Linked DNA regions of Homo sapiens: region 2 is linked to region 1. Evidence: chromatin loops called from intact Hi-C (ENCODE). Cell type or tissue: thyroid gland. All regions are shown on one strand. Links, peaks and the distances in the headings refer to the core of each region. The heading gives the core; the rest is flanking DNA.

Evidence for each region. Peaks named below come from ENCODE experiments on the same cell type or tissue, not always from the same donor. Only the 100,000 strongest peaks of a DNase experiment are listed, where the experiment ranks them.
Region 2: it touches region 1 in a loop (2.0-fold over the local background); 5 of 110 quality-filtered maps call a loop at or near these places.

What each region holds. Positions count from the first base shown.
Region 1 is chr19:20,548,034-20,563,118 of GRCh38, forward strand. ZNF737 (zinc finger protein 737) reads right to left here. Exons shown (of 4, transcript NM_001159293.2): 2 at 5,676-5,802; 3 at 4,442-4,537. All of the region lies in intron 2 of LOC105372316 (a long non-coding RNA gene), which reads left to right. Among named protein-coding and RNA genes, the nearest start is that of ZNF737, 10 kb to the right of the region's middle. In thyroid gland, for the core only: a CTCF peak has its summit at 10,168 (motif pointing right); a DNase peak (open chromatin) is centred at 10,168; H3K27ac peaks cover 517 bases.
Region 2 is chr19:20,605,568-20,620,652 of GRCh38, forward strand. It overlaps LOC105372318 (a long non-coding RNA gene), which reads left to right and starts at 5,689. Exons shown (of 2, transcript XR_936412.4): 1 at 5,689-6,288; 2 at 9,492-12,528. It overlaps ZNF626 (zinc finger protein 626), which reads right to left. Exons shown (of 4, transcript NM_001076675.3): 4 at 14,372-15,085. RefSeq lists a silencer at 8,276-8,534. In thyroid gland, for the core only: no CTCF peak of the experiment used is centred there; DNase peaks (open chromatin) are centred at 5,414, 7,874, 8,264 and 8,814; H3K4me3 peaks cover 923 bases; H3K27ac peaks cover 5,025 bases.

The DNA.
Region 1 (15,085 bases), core at 6,036-14,035:
TGGGAGGCTGAGACAGGAGAATTGCTTAAACCCAGAAGGCAGAGGTTGCAGTGAGCCGAAATCGTGCCACTGTACTTTAGCCTGGGCAACAGAGTGAGACTCCATCTAAAAAAAAAAGGAAAACAACAGCAACAACAAAAATATGCAACACAGGACCTGGAAGATATAATTGAAAATCCATGTGTATTGTACCAGTATTCACAAAAGCCAAAAGGCTGAAGCAACCCAGATGCCTCTTGATTTATAAACATATCAAAAAATGTAACATATACATATGATGAAGTATTATTCCACCTTAGAAAAAACAATCTTGTCAATTTTAAGATGAACTTTGAGAATATTATGTCACCTGAACTAATCCAGTGACAAAATTTTGGATACTGTATGATTCCACATATATGATATATCTTAAGTAGTCAAAATCATAAAATCAGAAAGTGGAAGGTTTGTCTGTCAAAGGCTGGAGAGAGGGTAAAATGAGCAGTTGTTACTTAATGGTCAATGGCTTTTAGTTTTACAAGATGAAAACTTTCTAAAAGTCTTTTGCTTAACAATGTGAATATACTTAACATGACTGAAATGAACAGCTTTTTTTTTTGAGACACGGTCTCACTCTGTCACCCAAGCTGGAGTGTAGTTGTACAATTTTGACTTCCCTTAAATCTCCCAAGTAGCTGGGGCCACAGCTGCACATCACTATGGCTGGCTATTATTATTATTATTTTTTATAGAGAGGTGTCACCATATGTTGCCCTGGCTGGTCTCAAACTGTTGGGCTCCATGGATCCTCCAGTCTTGGCCTCTCAAAATCCTGGGATTACAAATAAGAGCCTCCACCAAGCCTGGCCCTGAAATGCACACTTCAATAGATTTAAGGTGGTAAATTTTATATTACGTGTTTTTAAGCAATTTTTTTTAAAGAAAAACTGAAAAAAAAAAAAAAAAAACAATTATGTATCTTTTTGAAATTTACTTTCAAATCATAGAAGTGTCTCTCACAAAAGCAAATATATATTCATTGTTAAACACATGGTGATAATAAGACTATCTCCATAAGTACTCACTTAGACAAGATAAAACTACCATCAAAAATCAGCTAAGAAAGAATATAAGCCATAACTAAAATTGGGGTCATATTTATAGATAAATACACATACAAATGTAATCTGATTATGATAGATATGCATAATTTATCTCTTAATTAAACCTTAAATTGACTTAAAGTGTACAAAAAGAACTGCAAATTGTCTAAAATTATAATACATAAGTAAAACCAAAACACCCAATAAACTAATCTTAAGAAACCTACACTGAGGCCAGAGGCAGTAGGTCACATCTGTAATCCCAGCACTTTGGGAGACCAAAGTGTGCAAATCCTGAGGCCAGCAGTTCCAGACCACATTGGCCAATATAGTGAAACCCCATCTCTGCTAAAAATACAAAAATTAGCTGAGCATGGTGGCTCATGCCTGTAGTCCCAGCTACCCAGGAGGTCAAGGCAGAAGAATCACTTGAACCTCGGAGGGGTTCAAAACTTCAAAACAACAATAAGAGAAATGTTTACTCATAAAATCTTGTATGCAACATTGAAGTATAATTAAAAAAAAATTGTCAGGCCGGGCACAGTGGCTCAAAACTGTTATCTCAACACTTTGGGAGGCCAAGATGAGCAGATCACCTGAGGTCAGGAGTTCAAGACCAGCCTGGCCGAAGTGGTGAAGCCCCATCTCTACTAAAAATACAAAAATTAGCTGGGGACGGTGACACACGCCTGTAATCCCAGCTACTTGGGAGACTGAGGTATGAGAATAGCTTGAACCCAGGAAGTGGAGGTTGCAGTGAGCCAAGATCATACCACTACACTCCAGCCTGGGTGACAGAGTGTGACTCCATCTCAAAAAAAAAAAAAAAAAAATTCTAGATAACTGCAATATTTAACTGTTGGTGTGTACTCACAAAATGCAAGTATTCTGAATCATTAGCATGCACTGTGTGGCAGTAAAATTTCAGAGATTATGCAGTATAATTATAAATAGAAGATTCTAATGAGAAAATAAATTAGCATTTAAAAGAAACTAGTTCCTTTTAATGTCTTAAATATATGGTATTCTTACACAAAATGAAACTGCTGTAATCAAACATTGGAAGCAAAGAGTACCCTTACATTGTTAAATAAGAAATATATATTTTGTAGAATGGGGTTAGACCCTCTGATATGTAAAACAAATATTAGGAAATAAACTATTTTATTATGGAGATATAGGCTGAAAAAAGTAGATGAACATCCTATAATTCCTTTTTACCTGCAGCAAATTTAAATTTATAAATAACTATTTTAGTAACTATGGGTGCCTACTAATTATGTAATTTACTTCAGGCATATCATGCAAATTCTAGCATATTGTCTTCAATATTTGAATCTAAAATTACAGACAAATCTGAAAGAGAACATAGAAAGTAAAAATATATAGGGAGAGTGACATCAGTAAAATGAAAAGATTAAAAGTGCCCTATTTTCATATTCCCTTACAGCAAAACAAGTCAGCCATCGCTGACAAAAATACCTTTATGAGAGAACCAGGATTATGACTCACACCTGTAATGACAGCTCCATGGAACATTAAGGTTGGAAAATTGCTTCAGGCCAGGATTTTGAGACCAGCCTGGGTCTCAAAGACCAGATCAAAGATGTAGCAAGATGCCATTTCCAAAATAAGTGCCTCTAAGGGAGATTTGAGAGCTAGGGTGGGAGTTGTGAAATGCTGTTAAAGCGTAAGGTTGAGAAGTGTTCTATTCAGAAGGCAGGCTCTCATTCACGTGGGAAACTACAGTACCCCTGTTCATGGCTACAGACCAGGATAGGGTTTACCCAAGTTGGTCCCACAGAGAATTCTGAACTTACTCTGTAACCAGCTCAAACTCCCAGCCACAGTCTGGCAGAGGTCCTGCCATTCCAGAGACCTGGATGAAGGCACCCATTTACAGCAATGTAGGCAGGCTTGCAGACTTTGGCCTTTACTGGGGTCCCTGAAGAGGTTCAATGACTCAGTTTCGGTTACCTGAGCCACAGTTTATGGTCAGTTCTGCCTACATAGAAGCCCACACAATTGGGCCGGGCGGGGTGCCTCATGCCTGTAATTCCAGTACTTTGGGAGGCCGAGGCAGGCAGATCATCTGAGGTCAGGAGTTTGAGACCACCCTTGCCAACATGGTGAAACCCAGTCTCTACCAAAAAAATACAAAAAATTAGCTAGGTGTTGTGGTGAGCACCAGTAATCCCAGCTACCCAGCAGGCTGAGGCAAGAGAACTGCTTGAACCCAGGAGGCGAAGGTTGCAGTGAGCCGAAATCACGCCATTGCACTTTAGCCTGGGCAACATGAGTGAAACCCCATCTCAAAAAAAAAAAAAAAAAAAAAGAAAGAAAGAAAGAAATCCATTGCAATTGAAGAAAAATAAGTAAAAGTTGCTGTTTGTGGATCATACATCTTACATTTTAAAAACCATAAACAGTACATTAAAACCTGTCTAAACTAATGAATACACTGAGTAAATTAGCAAAATATAAAATTAACACACAAGTACATGTATTGTTTCATACGCTTAAAACAAACTATCTGATAAAATAGAGGAAGAAAAAATCTTATTTAATATAGCATTAAATAATAAATTTCTGAGAAAAAAATTAACCAAGAAGGTAAGAAAATGTTTACAATAAAAAAATGAAAAAATTAGAAGATCCAAACAAATTTTAAAATATTTTATGTCTAGGGATTGAAAGAATAAATATTATTAAAGTTTCATATTATCCAAAGTGATCTATAGATTGCATAAACGTCCTGTCAAAATTGCAGTGTTTTTTTTTTACAGAAATGGAAAATACAATTCTAAAATTTACATGAAAATAAACTCTGAATAGCCAAAGCAATCTTGAAAAAAAAAAAGAACAAAGCAGAAGGATATCATACGTATAATTTCAAACTATATTTCAAGACTATAATAGTAATAAAAATAGAAAGGACTACATAGAAAAATAAACAAAAAAATTGGACAGAAACTACTACTCTCACACATCAGACCTGATGCAAAAAGAGAAATAATTCTCAAAATCATGCAGATATTTGTGTGTCCCCAAAACAATGAAAAAGCAGCCAGACTGTGCAGTATTTTATATGCCATGAAGAGGACTCTGGCTCTCACTGTGAACTTGAAGGGAGCTCACCGAAAGAAAAGTAGAATTTTTACAGAATTTAAAAGCATAAGCAGAAGATGCCCCTTTATAAGAGCAAAATTTAAAAAAGAAAAAAAAAAAAAAAACAGCTCCCAGGAACTATTTTCTTTGGAGCACAGCTTCCCAAATCACACTTTAAGGACTGGCTTTCTCTTTGACTTTGGGACCTCTTATCTGTGTCGTCTGCTATATTCATTTTCACTTGCACCTACCTGAGGGGTTGGCTACCATCTCATGTTTCTTCATGGTCAAAGGTTTTTTTCCTTGCTCCAGACAGGTGATGAGGTCTGGCTTAGAGACAACAATACCTGTTTTATTAAAAATAAATAACATGAATCTTGCTCATATTCTCCAATTACAAGCTAGTAATGTGCTCGCAAAGACAATGTAATAAAATATTATAGTAAATTAATACCAAAATACAAATTTATAACAGAAATTTCTAAATATTTAGAAAATACTTTAAATTTGCCAGGTGCAGTTACTCACGCCTGTAATCCCAGCACTTTGGGAGGCCAAGGTGGGTGAATCACGAGGTCATGAGTTAGAGACCAGCCTGGCCAGCATGGTGAAACCCCATCTCTACTAAAAATACAAACATTAGCCAAACACGGTGACTTGCCCCTGTAGTCCCAGATACTCATGAGGCTGAGGCAGAAGAATTGCTTCAACCTGGGAGGTGGATGTTTCAGTAAGCTGAGATCACACCACTGCACTCCAGCCTGGGTGACAGAGTGAGACTCTGTCCCCGAAAAAAAAAAAAAAAAAAAAGAAAAAGAAAGAAAATACTTTCAATTTGTAGGTTTCTTAATTTTCCTTCCTGGTACTACTGAATCAAAAATTGGTGGTGGCATTTAGATTTTCAGGTGGAAGCTACAATAGTTTATGTCAGTAAATTTCTGGAATTACCACTAATTTGGAGTGAAGATTACAGCTCACCTCACAAATATGGAAAATTTGGATTAAGATGAAACATCTTGAAGAAATTTTTTTCTTTTCTTTTTTTTTCCCCTTGAGACAAAATCTTGCTCTGTTGCCTGGGCTGGAGTGCAATGGCATTATTTCGACTCACTGCAACCTCCGCCTCCTGGGTTCAAGGTATTCTCCTGCCTCACCTTCCCAATTAGCTGGGATTACAGGCATGTGCCACCATGCCCGGCTAATTTCTTGTACTTTTAGTAGAAATGGGGTTTCACCATGTTGGCCAGGCTGATCTTGAACTCCTAGCCTCAGGTAATACCCCCACCTCAGCCTCCCAAAGTGCTGGGATTACAGGCATGAGGCACCAAAGAAATTATTTTCTAAATGAACAAATTCTGAAGATTTTCTTGAAAAAGTGGATCTGAAACTCTTTTATAAAAGAATAAATTACTAAAAAAATTCTACAAGAGAGAGAAATAAAGTCTTTTGTGTATATTATGAATTATGTATTAAAGTTTTTCTCACCAAGGAAGACCAGGTTTCTGTAGTTCTCTAACATCACATTCCTATATAAATTCCGCTGTGCAGTGTCCAGGCAATGCCACTCCTCCAGAGAGAATTCTATGGCCACGTCTCTAAATTGCAATGGCCCCTGAAACACACACACAACATACGTTTTTACCAAGTAGCCAAGGGTGGAATTTTTAATTTGACTTAAGTTCAAATGAGAGAGTAAAGACAAATGGTTCTGACTTATAGGACTGACTAAAATTATCCAATAAAATAACTTTCAACACAGAAATATTCTCTAAAGTATTCTCTGAGAAAAAAGAACAGCATAAGATCCACAACATCAGTTCATGTATTTTTCTAGATAGTAAAGTGTAAAATTAAGGGTATGAACACGAACATGTACATTTTTGAGTGCTATGTTTACATCATATGGAATGAGCTGTGAATATTTTTCAGATGACAAAGACATGTTGAGTTTAGAAGGCACCTCTAAAATTTAAATATATACAATAAGTTGAAGACCTTGTTATGCAGGGTTTTTTTCCAGAAGATCTGGAATAAAGTTTGATTTTTTGAATTTCTAACAAGCTCACCAATGATGTCAATGTTTTTGGCCCAAGAAGGATATTTTGTCAAACATCCAGTAAGTGGAAGAGCCTGTTTTTCCCAGTTTTTCTGGCCTGTAAACAAAGATAAGAGTCTTCATTTTCCAAAGAAAAATATGTAGAAAAAATTAAGAAAAAAGGACAACTGCCAGATTAAATGTGGTGGTTTATTCACATCAGCTGCATAAAGATACTTAATAATGAAGAGAAAAATAATCAGCTACATAGTGAAAAATATCTGTCACAGAGCTATTTAAGCAAGTGAATCATTAACCATTAACTTCACTAGAAGAAATTTTTATGTTGTGCTAATGCACATAGAAGAACACAGCATCACTGTTGAAATATTCCTCTTTTAAAAAAGTAAATAAAATCTGATTCAATCATAAAGAACCATCAGTTTTATGCAAACCTCAAAATACAGATAACTCCTGTGTTCTGTAATTTTTAGTAGTAATTTTAAATAGACTTCATTTAGCACCCTAAAGAGCAGGTATGTCCTAATAAGTTTTTTCAGAACTTTCTGGGTAATAAATGGCATCCCATTTAAATAAGCATTTCTTTTTTTTTTTTTTTTTGAGGCAAAGTCTCACTCTTGTCCCCCAGGCTGGAGTGCAATGGCATGATCTTGGCTCACTGCAACCTCCGCCTCCTGTGTTCAAGTGGGTCTCCTGCCTCAGCTTCCCGAGTAGCTGGGATTACAGGTGCCTGCCACCACGCCCGGCTAGTTTTTGTATTTTTAGTAGAGACAGAGTTCCACCACGTTGGCCAGGCTGGTCTCGATCTCCTGACCTCAGGTGATCTGCCCACCTCGACCTTCCAAGGTGCTGGAATTACAGGCATGAGCCATTGCGCCCAATCTAAATAAGGAATTTCTTTTCTTTTCTTTTCTTTTTTTTGATATGGAAAATCACTCTGTTGCCCAGGCTGGAGTGCAGTGGCGCAACCTTGGCTCACTGCAACCTCTGCTTCCCAGGTTCAAGCTATTCTGCTGCCTCAGCCTCCTGAGGAGCTGGGATTGCAGGCACCCACTGCCATGCCTGGCTAATTTTTTGCATTTTTAATAGAGACGGGGTTTCACTGTGTTAGCCAGGATGGTCTCAATCTCCTGACCTCGGGATCTGCCCGCTTCAGCCTCCCAAAGTGCTGGGATTACAGGCATGAGCCACTGCACCCGGCCAATAAGCAATTTCTTAATCCTGTTCGGCATACAGCTAATGGAACACACTAATGGAGCCTCAACATTACATGTTCTCCATCTTTACTAAGGACCACAGTTTTCCCCAATAGAACATGAGAAGTTATGATGTAGAGAATGAAGAAAAGGCTCTGGGATACAGCAAAGAAACATTTTTCAGACACCTTTGACTATCGTAAGAATTTTAAGAAGTACTTAAACCAAACTCCTTAGGGAGGAGAAACACAAGTAGAGAAGTAAAGGTTTGTGAGTACTAAACGCATGGCAGTCCAGAAGGCAGAGTGGACACAGCTTTTCAGCTGAGGCACGTTTACCTAAAGAAAAGCCTTTTTTTTTTGTTCTCCTATCTCCTCCTTCACTGGAATTCCTTCTCAGATGAGATTCTTTGGACAAATTACACCTGAATCTTGAGAATATGCCTTTAAAGGTGTCAGTACCACAAGTATACCTGCTAGCATGACATCAACTGGCAGAAAAAGACAGAAAAATCCACCCATTTCTGTCCTTTAAAACAGAAGAGGTTCAGGAAAAATGAGCTGCTCCATAAAGATGAAAATATAAGTTTCTCCTTTCCTGTCCTCAGGGGCCCTCCCCTACCACAGACACCATCCATTTCTGCTACAGTAATGGAAATATGTGCCACTGACCTGTCCCTACCAAACCCAAACAGAACAGACCCTGTGGCCACCCTTTAGTGCAAAGGTGGAACTTAACGCTCATGAATGTATTTTGCAGCCTTCATACCTGATTCTGGCCTCACCTTACAGTCACATAAGGCCCTTCGTTAAAACAACATGGATGCTTCCACCCAGAACAATAAACAGAAGCTGTGGGGAGGGCACAAGAGATTTCTGCAAATTGGCCATGTGATCCTAATGAGAGGCCTGGGCTGATAACCACTAAGCTAAGCATTGCCTCTCAAGCTTTAACGAGCTAAGCTAAGCATTGCCTCTCAAGCTTTAACGAGCTTATAATTCACTTGGTAATTTTAGCTCCACTTTATGTAATGTGATTCTGCAGGTTTGAAAAGGGTCCATGAATGGGTGTTTCAAAAACAAGTTCCCTGTCAATGCTGATGTTGCTCCCCATTGGCTCATTATTACCATTAGTCAGAGAAGCAGTCACAGCACATAGTCCCTTATACTTAGCACTCTTGTCACAACCAAATACTTCTCATACAAACAAGGACAACCCATCTCCATCCTAAAGTTTTATATTATTTGATGGCTCTTTAAAGTTTACAGAGGAAACAAGGCAGCAATGTCTGAATAAGTCTGTTTTTAAAAAACAACATGTACACATGTACTAATGCACTGTTTGTTAAACAGGTACTATGTGCACAATAGTATGATACAGAGCACTGTGCTGGGTATAACACATTAGGTGATTTAATTCTCATAACACCCGGGGAGCTGGTACTAAGGGTTTAATAGTTTTCAAGATTTAGTTAAAGGGCCCAGCATTTTTATTTCTTCTTCTGTTTCTCTCTCATCAATTTTTTAAAATTGTACAGAATAAAAGCTAAATATAGCCAGATGAAAGAGATAGAAAGAAAGAGGTTAATGTAGTTTAGACAATTTTATTCTGTTTATATTTACTTTTTTGTGACTTATGGAGCAACTACTGGATCTGCAGGAATAGAAAACAAGTTTCTAAATAAATGTCTCCGCAAGCACTGGTTTTAATAGAAGATTAAAAAACTAGGACCCTAAAATACATACTTTATTTATCCCATTTATCTGTTTGTGGTTTCAGGAAATTGTGAGCACCAGCTCTAGAAAGGCAGCAGGATTCACCAGCCAAAACTTTGATCTCTTCTAATCAGTTATCTGAAGCAAGACTACAAGATAGGGTCAGACCTAAATAAGGCCTCCAAAAAGGGTGAATCTGAACAGGTCTGGGTCTGGCTCAGGGTGAGGACCCTATGTAAAATTCTGCTCTCTATGTCACTGCAGTACTACCAGTTTTGTTTTTTCTAAGCTTACCTAAAAAAAAAAAAAAAGAAAACTTAAATCCCAGAGTTTCTGTAATTTTAGTATTTTCTAGCCACTGCCCTGTCAACTTTGTACTACATTCTAATACGCAATTTAAACAAATCCTTTAAGGTTTTCTAGGGTAATTTTTTTTTTTTTTTTGAGATGCAGTCTCCCTCTGTCACACAGGCTGGTGTGCAGTGGTGCCATCTCTGCTCACTACAGCCTCTGCCTCCAGGGTTCAAGTGATTCTTCTCTCTCAGCCTCCTGAGTAGCTGGAACTACAGGTGCATGCCACCACGCCCAGCTAATTTTTGTATTATTAGTAGAGACAGCATTTCACCATATTAGCCAGGCTGGTCCCAAACTCCTGACCTTGTGATCCACCTGCCTCGGCCCCACAAAGTGCTGGGATTACAGGCATGAGCAACCATGCCCAGCTTTTCTAGGGTAATTTTATTAGAAAATAAATATGTACATGTAGCAAGGTAAAAGAAATAGAAATTATATGGCCAGGAGTGGTGGCTGATGCCCATAATCCCAGCACTTTGGGAGGATGATGTGGGTGGATCACGACCTCAGGATTTCGAGACCAGCTTGACCAGATGGTGAAACCCCATCTCTACTAAATATACAAAGATTAAAAAAAAGATATATATAAATTAGCTGGGCATGGTGGCTGGCACCTGTAATCCCAGCTACTCAGGAGCCTGAAGCAGGAGAATCGCTTGAACCAGGGCAGCAGAGGGCAGCAGTGAGCCAAGATCACACAACTGCACTCCAGCCTGGGTGACAGAGACTCCGTCTCAAAAAAAAAAAAGAACCTATAATAACAATTCTTCTGTTCATAAATATGCCTTCAGATGTAGACATCAGAAGTCTCAAAAATATAAAGAAAGTGGCCTAAATAAAGCCCAAGGTGTTGGACACATCTATGTATTGCACCAACCATATGATGCACAATTCAATTATTTATCCAGTTGCTAGTCTAGACTAAAAGCTTCTGGATTGTAGGAAAAAAGACTGCTGCATAGTTTTTTTTTAATGGCCATATAAAATGGAAGCAACTAGTTTATCCATTTGGGTCTCCAGATCTTTTCCTTCTTTACCATCCAAGTACTAGGAAACTGGAGAAACTCTCATCTGGGTACCAACCAAAGACACCTCTTGTATGAGGGGATGAAAAAACACAGGATGACTCATTTCCCTTACACTGAGACAGAAGCAGAATTAACCACTCTTATCAGCCTAACACAATTCTGCTCTGAACATCCTCAAATGCCTCAAAGACACCCAGGTGATTGTGAGGGAATTTCCAGTGACCCTGGGCTGATGGCCCAATGATAAGCCAGGCTAGAGAGACTCAGGCTGAAGACCAATGCAACAGAATAGAGAGCCCAGAAATAATGCCACCCTCCTATAACCATCAGATTTTTGACAAAGCTGACAAGGGAAATGTGGGAAGAATTCTCTCTTTAATAAATGGTGCTGGAATAACTACCTAGCACTATGTAGAAGACTGAAACTAGCTCACTTCATTACAGCATATACAAAAATCAACTGAAGATAAACACTTAAATGTAAGCTTAAAATTATAAGAAACACTGCATGAAAACCTAGGAAATACCATTCTAGACACAGAAACTGGCAAAGAATTCATGAGGAAGCTACCAAAAGCAACTGCAACAGAAGCAAAAATTGACAAATGGGACCTATTTAAACTAAAGCGCTTCTTCACAGCAAAGGAAACTATCAACAGAGGAAAAAGACAACCTACAGAATAAAAGAAAATTTTTGCAAACTTTGCCTCTGACAAAGGTCTAATATCCAGAATTTATTAGAAACTTAAACAAGTTTAAAAGACAAAACCAAACGACCTCATTAAAAAGTAGGCAAAAAAGATGAACACTGCTTTTCAAAAGAAAATATACATGTGGCTAAGTACCTGAAAAAAATGCTCATCGCTAATCACGGGAGAAATTAAAAGAAAAACCACATGTGGCTAAGAAGTACTTGAAAAAAATGCTCATCACTAATCACTAGAGAAATTAAAAGAAAAACAACAACGAGATATCACTTCACACCAGTCAGAATGGCTATTTTCAAAAAGTCAAAAAATAATAGATGCTGGCAAGGTTGCAGAGAAAACGGAATGCTTATACTCTGCTGGTGGGAGTGTAAATAGTTTAACAACTGTAAAAAGCAGTGTGGCGGTTCCTCACAGAACTAACAACAGAATTATCATTTGACCCAGGGATCTCATAATTGGGTATATACCCAAAGAAACATAAATTATTATATTATAAAGACACATCCACATGCATGTTCACTGCAGCACTATTCACAATAGCAAAGATAAGGACAGGCCCTAAATACCTATCAGTGGTAGACTGGGTAAAGAAAATATGGTATGGTCAGATGCAGTGGTTCACGCCTGTAATCCCAGCACTTTGGGAGGCCGAGGCGGGTGGATCATGAGGTCAGGAGATCGAGACCATCCTGGCTAACAAGGTGAAACCCCGTCTCTACTAAAAATACAAAAAATTAGCCGGGCGCGGTGGCGGGCGCCTGTAGTCCCAGCTACTCGGGAGGCTGAGGCAGGAGAATGGCGTGAACCCGGGAAGCGGAGCTTGCAGTGAGCCGAGATTGCGCCACTGCAGTCCGCAGTCCGGCCTGGGCGACAGAGCGAGACTCCGTCTCAAAAAAAAAAAAAAAAAAAAAAAAATTGGCCAGGTGTGGTAATGCCCGCGTGTAGTCCAAGCTACTTGGGAACATGAGGTAGGAGAAAATTGCTTGAGCCAGGGAGGTTGAGGCTAAAGTAAACCAATATCATGCCATGGCACTCTAGCCTGGGCAATAAGGGAGACTCTGTCTCCAAAAATAAAATGAAATAAAAGATTTAGTCAAAATAAAATATGGTATATAAACCTCATGGAATACTCTGTGGCCATTAAAAAAAAAAATCATGTCCTTTGCAATAACGTCAATGAAGCTGGAGACCATCATTCTTAGAAAACAAATGCAGAGGCCTGGCGCAGTGGCTCATGCCTGTAATCCCACCACTTTGGGAGGCCAATGTAGGTTGATCACTTGAGGTCAGGAGTTCGAGACCAGCCTGCCCAACATGGAGAAAAGCCATCTCTACTAAAAATACAGAATTAGCTGGGTGTGGTGCCATGTGCCTGTAATCCCAGCTACTCAGGAGGCTGAGGCAGGAGAATCACTTGAAACTGGGAGACGGAGGTTGTGGTGAGCCGAGATCACACCATTGCACTCCAGCCTGGGCAACAAAAGTGAAACTCCGTCTCCAAAAAAAAAGAAAGAAAGAAAAAGAAAATACTGTAGAAACAGAAAACCAAATGCATGTTTTTATTTATAAGTAACAGCTAAATAATAAGAACACACAAACACAAAGAGGAGAACAACAGACGCTGCGGCCTAGTTGAGGGTGGAGGGTGGAAGACTAAGAGAATCAGAAAACATACCTGTTTGGTGCTATGCTTAATACCTCAGTGACAAAATAATCTGCACGCAAAACCCCCATGCACCAAAACAAACTCATGTGTACCCCAAAACAAAAATAAAAGCTAAAAGAAAAAATTAAATCCCTGGGTGGGAGAGATTGCAATGTAGGTGAGAGGACTGATTTTTGCTACAGATAGTTGTCCTGGTGCAGCTGTACTCTGATTTATTACTGTGTGCACGCAGACATATGAGATTATGAACAGCTGATTCAAAATGCTAGGTTGGTGGAGAAAACAGATTGCTGCTGCAGATTTAGTGTCTGGGGGTGGGGATACGCCAGGAGACTTGTAGAGACTTGTGGGTTCTTGGCAAGAAACACTAGGATCAAAAACGCCGTGGTGAAGGTCCTGAGGGTGGTGCCTACTCCTGGGAGGAGGGTGGACATGTCAATGTCTAGTGTGTGTGTTTGTGAGTGGGTGGGAATCCTGTGGTGGCAGCTGTGGGAAAAGGGGGTCTGTCATCAGAGCTCCTTTCTTCTAAGTTTTCAGTCCTCTGTCACCCTGGGAGAAGACCTGGAATCACAGGACAATGGGCAGTGTGACAGCCTGTGACCAGACAGCAGAGCTCCCATTCCCAAACACCTAGAGTTTTATTCCAGGCCAGACTTCTGTGATATCTTTTTCCTGGCACCAAATCTGTAGAGTTTGCTGAACATTAAACAATTCTCCAACACCAACTCATTGTCTAACATTTGAATTCTGACACCACCGAGAGTCAACACAGACCCTGATTCAGGGCTCAGTCCCACAACACTGTCCTCACTGCAGATGCCAATCACAAACCCCATGGGCTTATCTATGCTTCTGAGCTACTGTTTAAAAACTGGGGAGTCCCATAACCTCCCTGAAGTTCAATAATTTGGTAGAGCTACTCACAGAACTCAGCAAACCACTGCAGTGATGTTTAACAGTTTAATATATAAGATGCAGCCCAGGAAAAGCCAAATGGAAGAAATGCACAGAACGAATAAAAGAGATGGGGAAAGATGAAACACACAGATAATCCTGGAAAATATTTGTGATTAATAAAATTCTCCATCTTTTGTGTGCTCCAGGAACAGTTTATGGAAAGAAACACTGTTCCCATTATGACTTAGTGCTCTCTTTTCTTATCTATCACACAGGCACACACACACACTGCACATTTTCTCCTTTTTCTCATTAAAAAAATCAGCTGAATTTGTCTTCAGCGCTCAAAATATTTCTTCACTTTGTCACCCAGGCTGGAGTGCAGTGGAGCAATCTCAGCTCACTGCAACCTCTGCCTTCCAGGTTCAAGCAATTCTCCTGCCTCACCCTCCCAAGTAGCTGGGATTATAGGCACCCACCAACACACCTGGCTAATTTTTTTTTTTTTTTTTTGAAATGGAATTTCACTCTTGTTGCCCAGGCTAGAGTGCACTGGTGTGATCTCGGCTCACCACAAACTTTCAAGCCATTTCCCAGGATCAAGCCATTCTCCTGCCTCAGCCTCATGAGTAGCTGGGATTACAGGCATGCACCACAATACCTGATTTTTCTTTTTCTTTTTTTTTTTCTGTAGTAGAGATGGGGTTTCTCCATGTTGGTCAGGCTGGTCTCGAACTCCCGACCTCAGGTGATCTGCCCACCTCAGCCTCCCAATAATTTTTGTATTTTAGTAGAGACAGGATTTCACCATGTTGGCCAGGCTGGTCTTGAACACCTGACCTCAGGTGATCCGCCTGTCTCAGCCTCCCAAAGTGCTGGGTTTACAGGCATGAGCCACCACACTTAGCCTAAAATAAAATATCCCTTAATCGAACTCTTCTTAAGCTTATCTCCCTCCCTCAGGCTCCTGAACTTTGAGCTACCCTCAGTCTGAGTCAGCATACAACCCCATTTTATGTCCCTCCTAAGAACATGCTGATTTCAGGGTAAGACATCCTCTGATCTAAAATATGACTTTTTCACTCTCCGTTTGCCATTCACCTCCCACCTCCTTTCTAATCTTGTTTGCTCCTCCCTAAAAAAGAAAGCCCTTTTCTGCTTACATCTTTGCAAGCCATAAAGATCTTAAATTAGTTGGTATTTTCTGCTGTTGCAATTTTTTTTGGAATTCATTTTTTTAACATAAATTAATATTTTTTATTTTACAAAGTGT
Region 2 (15,085 bases), core at 4,605-12,604, 56 kb after region 1:
TAAGATTTTGCATTTATTGAAGTTTTTCTTTACATTGCTATAAGTACAAACACCCATTTATCCTTTGACCTCTTATACCTTTATTCTGTATGCATATGGAAAAAGTGATAGTTAGATCTGTATGTAGATATACATGGGTAGACAGATAAACACACACATATAGAATTATATGAGTTTGCCTATGTAGATATTTACGTATACAAAACATATTAATCAATGAACATTTTAAATTCCCCAGCCTACACTGAGGAGGCAGATATAAACTTACTCTCAACTATATGGATCCATAGCGTCTCAGACTGGAACACAGCCATACAATGTTATGTTTAAACATCAATAAAGCTTCACGTTTAGGTGCATGGCCTGGGAAGTAAGTTTTTGGTAAAGCCATTTAAGACTTTAGTTCCAGCTTAGCATTTTCAGGGCCCTGCTTCCTTTCTCACTGTATGCTCATGTGATACATTTGCCATTTGGGTCCTGCCTGGATGTCTTCACTTTCCCAAGTTAGTTAATTGACTTATATTCATCTAAGCGGCTCATTAAACTCATCTGGGCTGCAGAAGTTGGGAAGAAAAACGACCTCTGACCTACTTATTCTGTGGCTTCTCTACAGGACATAAGCAATAATAGAAATTACATTGGTATACCTATGTTACCCATTTTCCATGTATATGTTTATCTAGCTGCCTATCTTATATATATATCTATATGTATAAAAAAGACTGCCAAAGAAGAGTAGGTTAGAGGTGATTTTTACTTTATTGTCCATTCAGGCCGGGTAAATCCAATCAGCCATTAGCTCAGTGAAGTTTTATCAAATCCAATCCACCACCAAATCACGTTGTGCTAAATGTGAAAATGTCCTCATTACTGGGCACCAAAGTGTTTTAAATTCAGAGTCTAATCAAAATAGCCCATGTGGTTCTGTCCATCCAGCTAGGAATCTTCAGACATGCCAGTAGGCCTAATTTTTTTTCACAAGCTCTGGCCTGACCAATAAGAACAACCTTTGGTGCTTCAGTGCAGTGTCATTATCAAATGCAGCCAGGTAACATGTACCATTATATTTGCTTTCAGTATCATAATCTTCTAATAAGAAACCTAGGCTTTCCATTATGATAAAGACCCTACTTTAGCCATAAAGACAAAAGGGCAAGAGTGTACTTTCACATTGCACACTCGTGGAAATAAATGAGAACCCCTGTCTTGATGAAAGTCTTAATGAGAAGAAATAAACATTCTCAAATTTTGGTGAGAAACTTTGGACTGAGTCTAGTTCAACTTTGGCCCCATGTGTAACAGAAACAGAAGGATCAACATTGACATGGCAATGAACGACTTCCATTGCCTTAGTGCAATTTTTTTTTTTTTTTTGAGATGGAGTTTCCCTCGTTTGGCCCAGGCTGGAGTGTAATCGCATGATCTTGGCTCACCACAACCTCCGCCTCCCGGGTTCAAGCGATTCTCCTGTCTCAGCCTCCTGAGTAGCTGGGATTACAGGCATGCACCACCATGCCTGGCTAATTTTCTATTTTTAACAGAGATGGGGTTTCGCCATGGTGATCAGGCTGGTCTCTAACTCTTGATTTCAGGTGATCCACCCGCCTTAGCTTCCCAAAGTGCTGGGATTACAGACGCAAGCCATCGCACCTGGCCCCTTAGTGCATTATCTCCCAGAAGCAAGAAACAACAAAAAATGCTTTTTTCATATATGTTAAATGTGGCAGGATGTATGTTAGAACATATTTTTATTTGTGTAATATTTGTGATATTGTTTATAGGGCAGATAAACTTATACATGTATGGAAGTTACTTTTTTTCGTTTTGTTTTTGTTTTTGTTTCTTGAGATGGAGTTGCACTGTGTCACCCAGGCTGGAGTGCAGTGGCGCAATCTCAGCTCACTGCAACCTCTGCCTCCCGGGTACAAGCGATTCTCTCACCTCAGCCCTCCAAGTAACTGGGGTTCCTTCACCCACCACCCTGCCTGGCTAATTTTTGTATTTTTAGTAGAGACGAGGTTTCACCATGTTGGCCAGGCTGGTCTCGAACTCCTGACCGCAGGTGATCTGCCCTCCTCCACCTCCCAAAATGCTGGGATTATAGGCGTGAACCACCGCGCCTGGGGGGAAGTTACTTTTTATCTTACTATATTCATAGTAATGCATATCAATACAAAGATTGATACATCTAGATATAAATATACATAAGAAGACAAACACATAGAGAATTCTATAAATATTTCTATCTAAATATTTATGTATACAAAACACGTTCCCCAAAAGACATTTTTAATCTTCTAACATGCACTAAAGATGCTGATGTAGAATCATTTTTTTTCTCTTGCTAAATAATGTAAATAACATGCTAAATAGAACATAACCATACAATGTTGTTTATGTAAATATCAACAAAGCTTTATCTTCAAGGGCAAAGCCGCAGAAATAAACTGAGAATAAAGCCATGTAACTCATCTGTCCAGGTTAGTATTCCAGCACCCTGCATGTCTCCTCAGAGTGTGTGTGTTCTGTTCACATCCACCATTTGGGGCCTGCCTTAATAAAGCCACAATCACTATTCAAATATTTGTATGATTGGTTTGCCCTGGGCTGAGCTACTTGGCTGGTTGGAATCACCTGGGCTATGCAAATTGGCTGATTGGAATCACCCAGGCTCTGCTAATTTGCTTATTTAAGTTACCTCAGCTTCAGGGGTAGAATGTGGAGATGTCATCTGACCTACTTTATTTCTGAGGCTTTTTTTTGAGGGACCTATGCACAAATTAACATTACGTAGACATACCCATGTGACTCAATTTGTGTGTATATGTTTATCTAGCCACGTATTTTATATCTCTATGTACAGAAAGAAGCCTATAAAATAAACTTGTTCAGAGGTGATTTCCATTTTCTTTTCCTACAGGTTAGGTAAATCCAATCAGCTACTTAGCTCAGTGAAGATTTATTCAAACCAAGCCACATGCCACATCACATTTTTTTCCATAAGGGTAAAAATGTTTTTAATAACCTGGCACCTGGGTGTTTTTAATTCTGGTCTCATTAAACAAGCGCAGTGAGTTTTTTCCATGTATCTAGGAACTGCCAGAAATGCTTGACACAAGTGGGCTGAGCCTTCCTCACAAAGATTTGATCTGGAATATAAGAGCCACCTGTGACACTTCAGTGAATGTTCACTATCACCCATTTGAAATGTAGCCAAGTACCATGTACCATTATATTTGCTTCCATCATCACCATCTGTCTACTAAAAAGATCTAGACTTCTTTTTTATTACCATAAATACCTGACTCCTGCCACAAAGACAAAAAGATAAGACTGTGATTTTACATCACACACTCTTGGAAAAAAATAGAGTTCTTGTCTTGATAGAAGTTCTAAAGAGCGGGTGAGAGATTAAATGACTACCAGGAGCTAGATAATTGCTGTTTTACTAACAAATGTTCATTTTCATTTCTATATTATCTCATTATGTTAATAATGAAGTAATAACGTTTATCCAGGGAATTTCAAAAAAACTTATTTTTTCATCAGCCATAATAGTAATCAAAGACAGAGAAATGGAGGTGTTTAACTTTCATAATTTATATTTTAAAATTAAAATGCTTCTAGAAATAAAAAAGGAAAGGAAGAAAGAAATATACAAACAAATGAAAGACAGCCTGGTCAACATGGTGAAAGCCTGCCTCTACTAAAAATACAAAAATTAGTCAAGTGTGGTGGTGCACACCTGTAATCTCAGCTACTTGGGAGGCTGAGGCACTAGAATCACTTGAACCCAGGAGGTGGATGTTGCAGTGCGCCAAGATTGCTGCACTGCACTCCAGCTTGAGTGACAGAATGAGACTCCTTCTCAAACAAAACAAAAAAATAAACAAAAGGGAAGGAAGTGGATTACTCACAATAGCTAAGGTATGGAATCAACCTAAATGTGCATCAGCAGGTAAATGGAGAAAGAAAGTGTGGTATATGTACACAATGCAATTTTATTCAGCCCTTAAAAATAAGGAAGTCTTGTTATTTGCAACAACATTCATGAACCTGAATGATATGCTAAGTAAAATAAGCCAGCACAGAAAAGAGATGGAGTTTCCCTCTTGTTGCCCAGGCAGGCAGTGGTGCAGAGGCACCATCTTGGCTCACTGCAACCTCCGTCTCCTGGGTTCAAGCGATTTTCCTGCCTCAGCCTCCCCAGTACCTGCGATTACAGGTGCCCACCACCATGTCTGGTTAATTTTTATATTTTTAGTAGAGACAGGGTTTTGCCATATTGGCCAGGCTGGTCTCAAACTCCTGACCTCAAGTGGTCCACCCACCTCGGCCCCCCAAAGTGGTGGGATTACAGGCATGAGCCACTGTGCCCAGCCCACATAATCCAACATCTATGTAAAGTGTGAAAAAAATTTAAACTCGCCAGGCACAGTGGCTCACGCATGTAATTTCAGCACTTTGGGAGGCCAAAGTGGGCAAATCACAAGGTCAGGCATTTGAGACCAGCCTGACCAACATGGTGAAACCCTGTCTCTACTAAAAATACAAAAATTAGCCAGGTGTGGTGGTATGCACCTGTAATCCCAGCTACTCAGGAGGCTGAGGCAAGAGAATTGCTTGAATCTGGGAGGTGGAGGTAGCAGTAAGCCGAGATCAGGCCACTGCACTCCAGCCTGGTCAACAGAGTGAGACTCCATCTCAAAAAAAAAAAAAAAAAAAAAATTTAACTCATAGAAGCAGAGAATACAATAATGAGAAAAAAAAAAAATCCCCCTACTGGGTTTTGGTCTGGTTAAGAGAGCTTCTTCATGATCTTTCAGGGATTATATATGCTTTCATTTTCTGCATCCCTCTGTTCTCCAGTCAAAGGGTGAAAAAAGATACAGAGAAGACAATTTGCTTTTTACCCACTTCATTTCCACTCACTATTAGTCAATGTGGGTATAGCTGAGAATAGCAGTTTTCTGGCAGGACAGCCACTTCTAAGCAATAAACAACACACTGAAAATAAAGTATAAATCTTTCATAAAAAGCTAATGAATTTTAAGAAAAACAAGCATATGCATCAGTAATTCTTGGGGTAAAATAAAGATTCATTTTGTTAATTTCTATTGAGTTCCCAAAATATTTGATCAAAAGCTAGCAAATATACAAGAGAAATGGAATATTATTCTAAATAAGAATATTGTGAATGGTTATTTTGTCAATACAAGTAAAAATATGATCTCGCACTAACAGTCTCACTTAGAGTTGTACAACATCAAATGCTGTTTTTCATTTAAAATTGTATTTCATATAGGTATTCAATTTATATCACCCTCCTTTGCTATTTCAATCCCTTCTCCACTTTATATCAGTGGAAAACAGGCCAGCAGGTCCCAGGAAAGCACATGTTGCTATTGCTGCTTTAACAATGATCATGAAGAGCACTTGTTTGGGTGCGACTCACGTGTCAAACACTGTTATTTGGCTTAAAGTGAGGCAGAAGTTTAAAAATAATAGGTACTGCATTTGTTCACCCCAAGAAAAGTAAAAGCTAAGGCCCACAATGTGGTAAGGCAAGAGTTAAAAAGAAAAGAACAAGTTTGCCTCTGCCTAGCAGCTCACTTCAAGGACAGTTAGAAGATAATACTGTCTGAATAGCCAAGGCCAAAGGAATGGGCTCCAGACATCCACCTCCCTTTCAGAGCAAGGTTGAAGGAAAAAACAAAGAGAAAGATAGGTTCTTTTACTATTACTCTTTTCCCAGGCTTCTTAAGCATGATTATGTTTTACAAATGTCTGTATTTAGCCAGTTCTTGTTTTTCTTCTAATGCAGCTACAAGGCCACCGGCTAGGTCACAAGTTATATTACGCTATAGATTACGTGACCTGTCACTGTATGATTAACTGCTATTCTTTTGCTTCTGGAATGCTGCTTCTAAAAACCCCACTCTGTCTTTGTTCAATGCTCAGCTTTTGGATGTGAATCCTCTGAGCCGGTGCATAACTAAAATAAACAAGCCCTTCGGTACTCCGTATTGGTTTCTTCATTCCTCAATTTACCACAACATTTTTGGTGACCACGAAGGGACCAGAGAGGGCAGGCTTACTGTCTCCTTTGCCTCTGGGGACTGGAGCGTGAGCCTCGGGAAACCTGTGGCCCCAGGTGCCACTGGGAGAACTTCAGCCCGGAGGGGAGATCAGCTGTCTTTTCACCCAGTGCCCCCTACCCAGCAGTGCAATAGAACCTAAAGAGGAGCTACAGGACAATTTCAGAAACAGCGTGCTTCAGGAAGCACGGTAAGGTTTTGGGGGCCCAAGGCAGGACCTGTCCCTTGGACAGAAGGGGAGCCTGATCACCTCCTGGGGTATGCCAAATAATCGGACCCAGAGGGGCTCAGGGCAATGGGAGTGGCTCATCGATTCGGATGAAACTCACAACCTGCTGACACAGGACATGAAAGTGGTTCACTAAGTTGCCTAGGAAACTGGAGGTGGTGACAGAGGCTCACCACCCCAACTGGGAACTAGAGGGGGCAAGAGTGGCTCGCCACACCAACTGTGAAACTAGAGGGGGCGGGAGTGGCTCACCACCCCAGTTATGAACATGGGAACTGAAAATGTGTGAAAGTATGTGAATGGAGGGGACTAATTAGGCTCATCAGCTGGGAAGTGGGGAGTCACAGATCTCTCAGCGTGGACTGTGTGCTCCAAGAAAGTGTGGGGTCGACTAAGACTAGTGGCAATCTACATACAGCTAATAGAAACTGCCCTACAGCTCAGAGTTGTAGCGGGAATAAGGACTTCTCCAAAGCCAAGCAGCATCTGAAAACTCCTGTAGTAAGAGACAGTGTAGTCGGCTAAAATGAGAGGAAGAGTGAGTGTGCAAGAGTGAATGTGCTGCGTCGTAAAGGGAGGAGTGCGAGGAAAGTCATCAAAACATCAAAACTTGGCGTGCATGTTACAGAACCTTAAGAAAGGTTTTGCAGGGGTTATAGAGTTAAGATTAAGATTATAGAGTTAAGATTATAGATTATAGAGTTAAGTTAACCCCCTCAGAGGTTGAGAACTTTCTGTGAATTAGAATGGCCCTCTTTTGGTGTTGGATGGCGGAGCAAACGAACTATAGACGGAAAAATTGGCCATGTATTTAGGGTGGTGACAGGGGGTGGAGGACTGCCAGTGTACCCAGATGAAATTCCTTTATATTGACTCGTGGTTAAATATAATATAGACAAAACCAGCATAGATCCAGCCCTGTTTAATGGCTTATTGCAAAAAAAGCCAAAAGTGAAAGTAAGAGCAGCTTCACTGGCAGATACAGAGTTAAACGGGGAGTCCCAGAGAAAGCAAGAGAAGCCAGTTTTGCAGGAGCTGCCAGAGGAAACAGAAGTTCTTCCTCCATATGTCCCAGCCTACCCCCCTTTACCGAGGCCAACAGCCCCCCCAGGAACAAGATTCAGGAGCTAACACGCCCCAGGTCTTTCCTCGAAGGGGAGGATCAGGCCCTTGAGAGGCTAGGGAAGGAAGTCAAGACAGTCAAGTGGGCCATTTCAGATCTGGCCATGCTCAAGCTGTGCAAATGCCTCTCAGGGAGAAGATAGGACCTATCTATTATGATGACCAGGGCCACATCCAGAGGGGGGCAATGGACTTATATCTATCAGCCCTTTTCAATTACTGATCTACTAAACTGAAAACACCATACACTGTCCAACATGGAGAAGCCTCAAGTTCTTATAGATCTGATGCAATTCCTCTTTCTGACACACAATACGACCTGGCCAGATTGCAGGCAGCTTTTCCTAATGTTGTTTAACATTAAAGAGTGCCAGAGGATGACACAGGTGGCTCTCCGCTGGCTAGAAGCCCATGCACCAACAGACATAGTGAATGCTCAGGCATACGCTCAGGGTCAGTTCCCAGACCAAGACCCCAACTGGGACCCGGAGGATGCAACTCAGCTTCAGCGTTTGCAGAGGCACCGAGAGGCACTTCTGCAGGGCCTAAGAGCTGGTGGAAGGAAAGCAATTAATATAAGGAAGATTTCAGAAATGCTTCAGGGAGCTGACAAGAGCCCAAGTTAGTTTTATAAGAGACTCTGTGAAGTATTCTGCCTTTATACCTCATTTAACACTGAGGTTGCTGAAAATCAGCCTGTGGTGAATACAGCATTTGTAAGCCAAGCCCAGGGTGACATCAAGGGGAAGCTGCAGGCATGAATACCACCCAGTCTATAAAAGTGGCCAAGGTGTATGTTAACTGTGACCAGGGAACAATATGCAAAAGCAACAAGTGTGGCAGCTAGGCATTCCAAGGGTTAACTCCCTCTCCCCAGCCCGGCTCTATTTGGAACGAGACGAGGGTGGAGACTGGCACTGGGAGAAGAGCGAAGGAGAAGGTAAGGAGAAAGAGTGTGAGAAGGGAAAGAAGAAAGTAAAACGGAAATCAGAAAGAAACAGGAGAGACAGACAGCAAGCGTGTCAGTAGGGTCCGTACTCTTGCCCAGACCCACCGCTGGCTGCAGAAGCAGGAGAACTCAGGAAGGAAAAAGGAAAGTAAATTGAAAGTTTAAGAAAAAGGCCAGTCTGTTGGCAACAGCTCTTATGGAAAGAGAGATTAGCAATGTGAGAGGACTTGGACGTGGACGCAGACATGGAAGAAGTCAAGTTAGGCAGAAATTCAAGAGCCGGACAAGGCTGGAAAGAGATTAATGTATGAGAAGCAAAAAGAAAGGACCCTGGAAAGATGAATGTTCAGAAGGCAATGACGGAAATGGCTAAGGCAGCGAGACAAAGAGGCCATCGGTCAAGGGCTGCCGCACCTTTGAGGAACCAAATACTGATCTGATTGGGCTGCCAGGAGCTGAAGGATGTAAAGACTAAGACAGATCGGGCACCTTCTCACTAGGCTTCCAGGAGCCCATGGTCACATTAGAAGTTAAAGGCATTATCCTCAGGTTTGGACTGTCTCTAACTTTAAAGTCAGACAATGGACTGGCATTTCTAGCTGAAATAGTGCAAGATTTAACAAGACTGTTAAAAATAAAATGGAAGTTACATACAGCCTATTAGCTGCAAATTTCAGGAAAAGGTGGAATGCATGAACCAGACACTCAAATAGCTACTGAAGAAATATTGCCAGGAAATTCATTTGAGATAGAATCAGGTGTTTGCATATGATCCTCCTCCAAGTCAGGTGCACCCCCACCAAACAAATTGGGTATTTGCCCAGTAAGATTTTGTTCAGTCAGGCACCCCCAAATCAAAAGTCAAATTAAAGGTGCCCTCCAGTAAGTAGGGGAATTAACCTTAAGAAAGAGATGCAGGCTTTAGGAATAGCCATACAAAGTGTTTAGAATTAGGTACATGAAAATGCCTATAAGCCTGACACCCCTTTAAATCTGGTGACTGTTTAGGTTAAAAAGTAGAATCTAATTTCTCTAGGACTCAAATAGGATGAGCCCTCTACTGTAATCTTGTCCACTCCCACTGCTGTTAAAGTTTCAGGTGCTGTGTCTTGGATCCACCACAGTCGGCTAAAACCGGCAGCTCAGGACAAGTGAACCAGCCAGCAGGACCCAGATCATCCAACCTGGCTGATCCTGAGGCGAGACCAAGCTGCTGCTGAGGACAACAGCCCTGCTCTGGTCACTCCAGAGGCTGACCAGTCTATGCATGGCTGAAGCTTGAGGAAACAACAAGCCCTGCTCTAGTCACACACCAGAAGCTGACTAGTCTATGCACGGCCAAAGCTTGAGGACTCATCAAGCAAGTAAATGCAGTTAGAAATCTTAGGACTAGTAGTTTTACTGTATACTAACTGTTTGACTGTTGTTCTGTCCCTGTGCTCAACCTTTTTCCCAGGTGAGGACCTCTTTTGCCCTTGCTGGATATGAATATGCTGTACATTGTTTTGTTGTTGTTACTCCTCTTAACCATTCTAGAATAAACACCTATAGAAGGGTGTCTCCACTGTACACATACTACTTGATTAGGGAACAGTATAACTAGAACCCTATTGTACTATACTTATGAGTGTACAGGGACTCGATTAGGAACTTGTACTTATAATCAGACCACCTATTCAATTTGTGACCCAAGAAATGGTCAGCCTTATATATGCTGTGACCCTGAGTCTTTACCTGGGACTCGGTTGGAGATTCATACTGAGTCAAAGGAAAGAAGTTTTATAGGTCAAACCCAAGCCTCTCTTCCTGGAGCTATATGCATATACTTTGATATTTGTCAGTTAACATCTATGAACCCAAACTATCTCACAATCTCTGGTCCTACAGAGTACTATACAAACTGCCAGTACAAAATTGTGTGTGCACCCTCTGTTTGTCCTTCCAAGGCCCTAGCAATAGCTTGCTGGAACTGTACAATGCAGTTCACTGACTGATCATCACCGAGGTCAAAGCCAATCTTGCTCATCAAAGTACCAGCAAAACTGGATTGTAAGACAAGCACTTGCAATCCTGTAAGTCTTACTATCTTAAAGCCAGATCTACCTATATGGACTACAGGTTACTCCATTGCATTACAAAGCTATGGTCAAAAAACTAAAATAACTTTGTATATTCTAAAGAGGACTCAAACCAAGCAGTCAGCCCAGCAGCAATTCTGAGTCTTTAAGTCATTCTTTGAGCATATAAACCAGAAGTTACCAGAGCCTCCTCCTTTAGGCAAAAACCTATTTGCTCAGCTGGCTGAAAACACTGCCAGCAGCCTAGGCGTTTCCTCATGTTATGTTTGTGAAGGGACTAACATGGGAGACCAATGGCCTTGGGAAGTAAAAGAGTTAATGCCTCAAGATAACTTTACTCTGACTGACTCTTTTCCCAAACAGATGCCCACAGGTTCAAGCGTCTGGCTCTTAAAAACTTCTATTATTGGGAGATACTGTGTTGCTTGCTGGGGAAAGGATTTTACAGACCCAGTAGAAGAACAAACCTGCTTAGGACAGCAATATTATAATGAACCATTAAGGAAAACTTTGTGGTGGGACAGAGATGACTACAAAGCACATCATCCAAATTCGTTCTCCCATTTCTCTTCTCTAAATTACACTTGGTATCAACTTGCAGCTCCAAATACTTGGCAAGCACCCCCGGTCTTTACTGGATCTGTGGGCCTCAAGCATATTGACAGTTGCCAGCTAAATGGACAGGGGGCTGTGTGCTTGGAACAATTAGACCATCTTTCTTCCTGCTCCCACTGCAACAGGGGAAAACTTTAGGGTATCCTGTCTATGATGAAGTTAGAAGAAGAAACAAAAGAGATGCAGCCATAAAAAATATATAAAAAATAGGAGATTGGGAAGACATAGGGAAGTCCCCTGAAAGAATAATTCAACACTATGGGCCAGCTACCTGGGCACAAGATGGGTCACGGGGATACTGCACTCCTATTTACATGCTTAACCACATCATAAGGTTGCAGGCAGTACTTGAAATCATCATGAATGAAAGAGCAAATGCATTAGATTTACTGGCCCAGCAAACCACAAAAATGAGAAATGCTAACTATCAGAACAGATTAGCTTTAGATTACCTCCTAGCCCAGGAAGGAGGAGTATGAGGAAAGTTCAATCTAACTAATTGTTGCCTGGAAATTGATGACAATGGAAAAGCAATTATGGAAATAACTGCAAGAATGAGAAAATTAGCCCATATTCCAGTTCAAACTTGGAAAGGGTGGTCCCCAGATTCTCTCTTTGGAGGCTGGTTTTCATTTTTCACAGGGTTCAAGATTTTAATAAGGGTGGTTCTGGCCATACTAGGAACTGCCTAATACTCCCTTGTGTCTTACATCTGCTTGTTAGAAGCATTCAATCAACTATAGAGGAAATAGTAGCTAGGCAAACTACCACACAGCTCATGACTCTGTGTAAATATCAAGCTTTGTCTAAAGAAGAAAACTTGTCTCTTCAGGCAGAACTAAGTAATAGTGATGACTTCTATTAAACTTCTTTCATAAAAGGCATCAGAAAGGGGAAACTGAGGCAAGCATTTAAAAATAATAAGTATTACAATTATTCACTCCAAGAAAAGTAAAAGCTAAGGCCCAGAATGTGGCAAGACAAGGATTAAAAAGAAAAGAACACGTTTTCCTCTGCCTAGCAGCTCACTTCAAGAACAGTTAGAAGATAACGCTGTCTGTACAGCCAAGGCCAAAGGAATGGACTCCAGGCACCCCCCTCCCTTCCAGAGCAAGGTTGAAGGAAGGAAAAAAAAAAAAAGAGAAAGACAAGTTATTTTACTGTTACTCTTTTCCCAGGCTTCTTAAGCAGGATTATGTTTTACAAATGTCTGTATTTCGCCAGTTCTTGTTTTCCTTCTAATGCAGCTACAAGGCCACTGGCTAGGTCACAAGTAATGTTATACTATAGATTACATGACCTGTCATTGTATGATTAACTGCTTTTGTTTTGCTTCTGAAAGGCCGCTTATAAAAACCCCACTCTGTGTTCAATGCTCAGCTTTTGGATGTGAATCCTCTGAGCCGGTGCACAACTAAAATAAAAAATCCTCCTGTACTCCGTATTGGTCTCTTAATTCCTCAGTTTACTGCAATAAAAGTACTGTTTTTCTACTTTTTTCTAAATTTACCTGTAATATAAAATTGTTAGCCAAGAAGACTTTATCTTATTCAAATATGTTTTATGGGATTTCATTAAGTGTCTGAATTATCTGGAGTACTTACATTTTCCATTAAGCTAAATTGAGTACTACAGATAATCTTTAACTAAAAGCTTTTCTGAGGCAGAATAAGATTTGTAACATTTTATTATCATATGAAAGAAGTGTATTAACCATGTTTTCAGTAATCACTCTGAACACAGCATTCTCAGTTCCCAGTATGCACCCTGAGTCACTCAGGGGAAACTGGTTTCTCTGTAAAGAGGCAGAAGAAAATGCTGAGTGGAGGCACCACACTGCACAGCAATGCTTTCCACATGCACCTATTAGGGTCTTCATTTAATTGGGCTGATATTTGCATAGCTACTTACTGAATTTAGTCATACTATTTTTGAGCAGCTAATGGTGTCTGTTACCTATTAATTTTATACATTTGCTTTTTTTGAAAAACAAATCTTTTGTTAATTTACTCTAAGTTGAGACTACATTTAAAATGTTCAATTTTTCAGCGTTAAAGCAAATCAGAGAAGAGCAATGTGTATATAGTGTGCATTTTCCTATCAAAATTCTTTATTGCATTGGAAACCCCAGGAAGCCAACTATAAAATACTCCCTTTGAATACTTTAGCCAGGATTTTAGACTTCAAAAGGTCAAAAACAATGAGCAAAGTCAAAATCTTGTTTTTATTTCTTGTTAGTCATCTGGCCATTTCCAAAAGCATGATAATTAAGCCAAGTCATTGAAAATATGCAGTTTTGATTAATTTTATCCCATTTGGAATGTTTTCTTTAATTGTTTTATCATGTTAATCTAAAAGAAACTGTCTACATAATTATGCTTTCAAGAATTATTCATATTGTTTACAGTTTAATCATTTACTACAGTATAGTAAAATCATTTACAATAGAATTATGAATTCATTGTTTTTAAGGTTTTTCAAATATGAAAACAGTTAGGTATGATTTGATGTAAGTTCAACTCTAGGACATTACCCACTGGTCTTCATGGTATTTCTGTAATGAATAGTATAAAACTAGGTCGCCAGAATGGTGCAGACATGCTGATTGAATTAGAATGAGTTCAGCCTTGTTGGTAGACTATTGGTATCCCAGAGGCTGATCATTCACTACAGCTTACTAAATGTAGTTCCATAATGCCAGTGAGCACTTTTACCCAGGTTACCTTTTTCCTTTCATTAATGTGGACCTGTTGTGGTCTCCTGTTTTTCTTAAGCTATCCCAGGTGAGAGGTGATTATTTCTTGCATGAATGAGATTCCCTTTTTTTCCCCTCTGCCATAGGATCCTCTTATTCTCCCTACTGGAAGCAACATGCAGAAGGCAGGAATGATGACAATAAACAAATACGTTTCCTGCCATGTGGCCACCATAAGCAGCTTACAACATGGCTCACCTAGAAGTCACTTACTTTCAGGCCAGCAGGGGTGTTTTCTATGATGTGTCTCTTTCTCTTAAAAGCACTTCTGATTAAGTTTAGCACAATCAGGATAATCTCCATTTTGGTAAACACGAAGTCAACAGATGAGTAACGTAATTTCATGAGTGATGTCCCACCACAGTCACACACTTTTTTACACTCGAGAGTATTACACAGCAGGTGCGCAACAGACTGGGAATCCAGGGTATTATCTTAAAATGTTGCCTACCCACCTGAATAAACTTTTAAAATAGTCTTTCTACTGCTTTTGTTATCTACATAAACAAAAATGTCATCTGCAAATAATAACTACTTTCCAGTTTTATTCATTACAAATATTAACTAACATCTTTTTTTCTGGCTTAAATTATTATTCCTTTATGTGTCATTTTATACATTCACACACACATAGAACAATAAAAATGTATCCAATTATTCAATTTTGGTTAAATTTTTATTAAAATAAGCGTTAAAAATAATTTTTTGAGTGTGTTTGAAGAGGGCTTTTATTGTTGTACTCAAGAGTGTTATTTCTGGAGACAAAGTTGCCTGTGCTTTAATACACGGATTCTGGGGAGAATCCGAGCCATAAGCCATAAAATTTTATATTAATAAATTCCATACAAAGCAGAAAGTATACATTTGCTTTCAGCATATTCAAGGTGTTTAGTTTTCCATTAATCACCTAAAAACTTATTTTGTTCCAATAATTGCGTTTTCTTCTGAAAATATGTACAAATGCATATTTACCAAACACTCATTTCATAATTTTCTTACACCTAAGGTTTATCTTCAGAGGAATATGTGTATATTTCACTCTATGAAAATTAAAAGTCTTTACGTTTGCAGGCAGAGTGACCACATGTTCAAAGAAACTATATAACAAATATTTATTAATAATTTTTCAGGACTCAGAAATGTAATTTTTTTTCCTTTGAGGAGTCTCATCACTCTGTCACCCAGGCTGGAGTGCAGCAGCACAATCTTGGCTCACTGCAATCTCCACCTCCCAAGTTC